Regions from separate parts of the Homo sapiens genome. Here region 2 is linked to region 1. Evidence: chromatin loops called from intact Hi-C (ENCODE). Cell type or tissue: endothelial cell of umbilical vein. All regions are shown on one strand. Links, peaks and the distances in the headings refer to the core of each region. The heading gives the core; the rest is flanking DNA. Region 1 overlaps DPF3 (double PHD fingers 3). Region 2 overlaps DPF3 (double PHD fingers 3).

Region 1 (2,918 bases), core at 234-2,733:
GTTTACCATCCCTTATTAGATGGATAAATAGATAAATGGATGGATGGATGGATGGATGGATGGATGGATGGATGGATGGACGGACACATGGATGGATGCATGGATGCATGGATGGATGGATGGACACATGGATGCATGGATGCTTGGATGGATGGATGGATGCATGGATGGATGGATGGTTGCATGGATGGATGGATGCACAGATGGATGTATGGATGCATGGATGCATGCATGCATGGATGGATGGATGTGTGCATGAATGAATGCATGCATGCACAGATGGATGCATGGATGCACAGATGGATGCATGGATGGATGCATGGATGAACGGATGCATGGATGGATGCATGAATGGACGGATGCATGGAGGAATGGATGGATGGATAGATGCATGGGTGGATGCATGGATGGGTGCATGGGTGGATGCATGAGTGGATGCATGGGTGGATGCAGGGATGGATGCATAGATGGATAGGCAGACAAGCAAGCAGTTATGTAGTTGCAAGTTGAACCTACACACAAATAGGCATGATACAACTAAAGAATTAAAACGGCAGCCCACTGCAGTCAGGGGGCCATCTGACAATATAGGAAAGGAGATAACTATAGGCTTACTTCTGTATGGTTTTGGGTGTCTGGAATAACGGGAGATGACTCTCTGGGTAGCACTCACCCTGTAGTTGTGCTCCTCCCTCTCAAGCCACAGTGGTTAACACCACCTTACCAATAGTGCAGTACAAAGAGAAGCCAGTCCTGGCATTCACAGGTAGCTGTGAAAAGCTGGCCCTAAAAGGCAGTCTCGCTCAATCCCCAGCATCTACTTGGATCTGGGCAGGCAGCCACAGAAACAGAAGAAGCTACAGAGGATGCAGGCACTGGGTTTTGGTGTCTGGACATGGAAGAATTGCAGGCCAATATCCACAAATGTATCCGTGAGGCTCTGGTCTTGAAACAAGGATGTGAGGACCCCAGGATGGCTGGTGAGGGACACTAAGTGGCTCAAAGAACTGAGAAAAAAATAAAAACATAGCAGCAATAGAGACCAGAGTCCGAGCCAGGACAAGGCCTGTCCCTCAGCCACCTGGCTGAAGGCATCATCATGACCTCAAGGAGGTAACTGGTGAGTCATACAGAACCACACTGTGCACTCTTCACCATGGTTTATATGCTCACAGTTCAGGCAATTGCTTAGAAAACTGCATATCGTTCATGCCCCTATGAATCACTTTCCTCCTTTTGTTGTCTTTGTGAAGTCATCACAAAGTTCTGAGTGGAAGAATTCTTCCAGGGACTGCCAAGGAGTGACACTGTAGCCAGGTGGGTTCAGCTCTCACTTTGCTCAGGATATGGGTGTCCAGTGGCGACAGATCAGGAAAATAGCCCCATACTAAATGGTGCCTGGACAAGGCCCATACACACTTGGATATGCTGTCCTGAACACAAGGCACAAGACACAACACGGGAGGACCTTTCATCTCATGTCTCTTACAGCCAGGGACTGAAGGTGTAGGACAGTAGGAGAAAATAGAGTTTCACATAAAACACCCCAAGGACATCAAAGAAGGCTAGCTGCCAAGAGGTAGGAAGAACTAGATTCTTAGGGACTTATCCTTGGGGATTGATACCACCCCTGCCAGGCATCCACCTTTGGGGTGACTCAGAGCCAAGAAAACAAAGGCATGGGATAAGCCATGGAAAACAAATTCCTGCTGAGTAGCAAAGAGAGTGGCACCAACAAGTGGCACCATGTGAGTGACAAGAGCAAGCAAATGCTCACACAGGGACAGCTGGGTGTGCAGGGCCATCACAGCTCCCCCTACCCCCACCACCTGAACACTACGAGACAAATGGGACTCCTGGTTTCTGCCCTCAACATGCTTATATTTGAGAGAGGCCACAGGACCAGCGAGTGCAGAGTCATGGCGAACTGTACACAACCTGGAGTCAGGAGACCCATGTTCTCACCCTGTTCTGTTGCCTCGGGGGCCCTGAAGCCCATCGCTAAGTGTTTTGGGCTCCAGTTTGCTCATCTGTCAAGAGAGAACCCTTCACACAGCTCCTAAGTGCTGTGAGTCCCTGTCTCTCAGACTGGCTAATCTCCAAGGGCCTGCCAGGTCCCACATGCATGCTCTTGAGAGTCACATAGATATCAAAGCTCAAAATTAGCTCCTGGGAGTGGGAGCAAAGCTTCTGAGCCCCCAGCCCCTCCTGTGAGCACATACCTCAAGGCACATGCCCCCAACAGCCCAGAACTGACACATTTTTGATAGTTCCTGAGTACATGGATTTCCAGCCCTGGAAATGTTTGTTTTAACTTACCAGGAGAAAAGAATTTGGATTCTTTTTTAAATATACACAAAGGGAATACATTTGTATATTTTCAGATACAAAGTGGATGGGAAGCAAGGCTAAAGACTGTTCTTTTCCCTTAGCTCATGTGAGTGCTATTCCTCACGGTGAATTCTCCAAAGACCATGAATGGCAGAGATCTTTGATCTCCCTTCTAGCCTGTCTCGATGTGATAGCCTGGACATGGGCAGCTATCACGCCACCCTTCAGAACCTCAGCACTTCAATGACCACATCCTGCCATCATCACCCCCATGGAGGTCCAGGGCCCCTGCCCCACTGCCTACCTCTCCACCTGTGCCCACCTCTCCACCTACCCGCCCCTTGTCACATTGACAGATAAAATACAGGACTCCCAGTTAAATGCAAGTGTCAGATGGAGAACAAATAATATTTTAGTATAACATGTGCCTTCCTAGGCAGCACAACTGAAGCAGGCCCCTTCCAAGGATAGAAAAGTCCTCCTCTCTTCCTAAGTTTGTGTCCATAGAATCTCATCCAGTGGCCTTTCTGTCCCCTGGCTTCAAATGAAACCTGCCACTGCCTCTCTCTCAGGGTGAAGTGTGAAGA
Region 2 (2,918 bases), core at 314-2,813, 82 kb after region 1:
TCTTTACTTCTTTCCTTCTCCCTTTTTTCTGCAGCTAGTTTTTGTGTGTAAAATGAAAAAGAGCTCCAAATTTTGGGGCTCAATCTAAGTCAAAAGCCAGCTATTTCAGAAGTGTTAGAAGAACAGGCCCTTCTCTATTCTAAGGGGAAACCCTCCAGTTCTTCCTTGATGAAAATATAATCAAGAGAAATGATTGGGGGAAAGTGTTTTTTTCTCCTCCATAGAACTGGGATTGGAAGGGGAGTGTGTGCATGGGGAAACATAAGGAATTATGCATTTGGATATGCATTTTAATTAGGTGGACAGAAGCAGCCGCCTGTTAATTTTTCTTGCTTGTTTCCACTTAGCATTCATCACAGGCAGAACTACCATAGAGCGCTCCCACGATAATAGATGGTTCTGCATTGGCTAAGTCCTCAGGGAAAATAATTAGCAGGAGAGAATATATTCTCTCCCCTCCCACTGCCCCATCCACCCTGCCCTCCCCCTATCACCAGCACCGCGTTGCCGCCCCTCTCCCCACTCCCCTCACCTATAGTGGTTTTCCTAGGAAAAGCCGAGGGCAGCAGTCAGCCTCCTGGTTTGCTAGCACTTACTTTGCCCTGCCAAAAAACAAGGGTCTAGGAGAAGAAACAGACAGATCAGAAGTCTCTATTGGAGTGGAAGCTCCTCGATGTAGGGAGGGAGTCAGGTGGCTGTGCTGATTAGTTCTCAGGGGCAGGCAGGCAATCCATGTTGGTTGTGGGATGAAGGAACTCCAAAGAGGATGAGAGAGTTCTCGTTGTGCTCAACTGGCAGCCAAAGATGTATCGAGAGTTGCTGGTTGAGGACAGCAGGAGTAGGGATGATGTTTTTTGCTTCATTTGCTCTTGTAAAGGAAAGTTGCAGGGCCAAGTAAGTGCAGTGGTTTTCACCTGCAATCCCAGCATTTTGGGAAGCTGAGGTAAGAGGATCACTTGAGGCCAGAAGTTCAAGACCAGCCTGGGCAGCACAGTGAGACCCCCATCTCTATAAAAAAATTAAAAATTAAGTGTGGCAGTACGCACCTGTAGTCCCAGCTACTTGGGAAGCTGAGGTGGGAGATCACTTGAGTCAAGGAGTTTGAGGCCACAGTGAGCTGTGATGGCACCACTGCACTCCAGCCTGGGTGACAGAGTGATCGCACTACTGCACTCCAGCCTGGGTGAGAGTGAGACCCTATCTCCAAAAAATATATGAGAAAAGAAAATAAAGAAAGTTGTAGCTTTGCAGCAAGACTGAATCTGAACCACTTCCAAGGCTGGCAACCAAGACATGCATGTAACTCTGAGATCTGACCCCACCGCAATGCTCTCTGGTCTACTTTTCTATAAAGAATCTGGCCTGGCATGGTGGCTTACGCCTGTAATCCCAGCACGTGGGGAGGCCCAGGTGGGCAGATCACTTGAGGTCAGGAGATCGAGACCAGCCTGGCCAACATGATAAAACCCGATCTCTACTGAAAATACAAAAATTAGCTGGGTGTGGTGGCATGTGCCTTTAATATCAGCTACTCCTGTGTCTGAAGTACAAGATCACTTGAACGTGGGAGGCAGAGGTTGCAGTGAGCCAAGATCACGCCACTGCACTCCAGCCTAGGCGACAGAGTGAGACTCTGTCTCAAAAAAAAAAAAAAAAGAAAAAGAAAAAGAATCCATTCTTGCCACTGACCTCCAATGCCAACAGCTCACTCTCCTTATTCACAAGCAGATCTAAGCCCCTGCCCCGCCTCCACTTCTTCTCTCTCCCTCAGTCATCTCAGTTGAAGGAGGAGCCAGAGACCAGGCAAGGACCAAAGGCCCAAGTTCCCAGAAGAGCACCCCACTCTACCAACCGCGCTTCTGCTTCCTCTGGTTTGGTGGGTGAACTCAGGTCAGGGCTATGACCGGAAATGAAATGAGGGTTTCCCCTGAGCTCACATTCTCACTTATTTCAAACCCAGACAATAGGAAAATCCCACTGAGATCCCAGGGCTATTTACACAGCCTGGATGAGTAGACCTTGCATTTCCTGAGAAACAATGATTAGATGTGATGGGTAATGCCAGAAACATTTATTTTTGTTTTAATATTTAAAATAATGTTTAATATAGTAGGTATTATTGACTGCCTGAGGAGGCCATGATCAGCTACAGGAAACTTTTAGTTCTCATAGTAACACCTCACATTTGCACTTTCCACCTTCTGAAATGTTTCCACATCCATTATTTCATGTGGGCCGCTGCGGGGAAGCCAGGCTGGAGGAAGGGGAAGGGAGGAGAAGGGAGACACAAGCTCTCCTGGCTGTTTGGAAGGACAGGCCTGACTTGCTAACTCCTGCCCCCCAAGCTATCCTGTCATCACCGTGCTTCCACCCACCTCCTGTTGTCAGACATCACATCTCCATCCACCTAGGAAGCCTTCACTCCAAGCCTCACCAGGTAACTGCTAGTGCTACAGCCCCTGGAACTGCCTCAAACCCAAACCCTGACCCCCACGAGGAGTCCCTGCCCTCAAAGGAAGGGGGATATAGGCTGGGCACGGTGGCTCACGCCTGTAATCCCAGCACTTTGGGAGGCCGAGGCGGGCGGATCACGAGGTCAGGAGATCGAGACCGTCCTGGCTAACACGGTGAAACCCCGTCTCTACTAAAAATACTATATATATATATATATATATATATATATATTAGCCGGGCGTAAGGCGGGCGCCTGCAGTCCCAGCTACTCGGGAGGCTGAGCCCGGGGAATGGGGAATGGCGTGAACCCGGGAGGTGGAGCTTGCAGTGAGCCGAGATCGCGACACTGCACTCCAGCCTGGGCGACAGAGCGAGACTCCGTCTCAAAAAAAAAAAACAGGAAGGGGGATATGAGGGGAAGGCAATCCCTGTGGCTGGGGATGGGAGAATTGAGTCTCTGGGTT

What was found. Peaks named below come from ENCODE experiments on the same cell type or tissue, not always from the same donor. Only the 100,000 strongest peaks of a DNase experiment are listed, where the experiment ranks them.
Region 2: a loop joins it to region 1, with 7 times the contacts of the local background. A loop is called at or near these places in 38 of 110 quality-filtered maps.

Annotation. Positions count from the first base shown.
Region 1 is chr14:72,800,343-72,803,260 of GRCh38, forward strand. All of the region lies in intron 1 of DPF3 (double PHD fingers 3), which reads right to left. Among named protein-coding and RNA genes, the nearest start is that of DPF3, 92 kb to the right of the region's middle. In endothelial cell of umbilical vein, for the core only: no CTCF peak of the experiment used is centred there; a DNase peak (open chromatin) is centred at 1,199; H3K27ac peaks cover 1,662 bases.
Region 2 is chr14:72,882,287-72,885,204 of GRCh38, forward strand. All of the region lies in intron 1 of DPF3 (double PHD fingers 3), which reads right to left. Among named protein-coding and RNA genes, the nearest start is that of DPF3, 10 kb to the right of the region's middle. In endothelial cell of umbilical vein, for the core only: no CTCF peak of the experiment used is centred there; a DNase peak (open chromatin) is centred at 1,835; H3K27ac peaks cover 1,783 bases.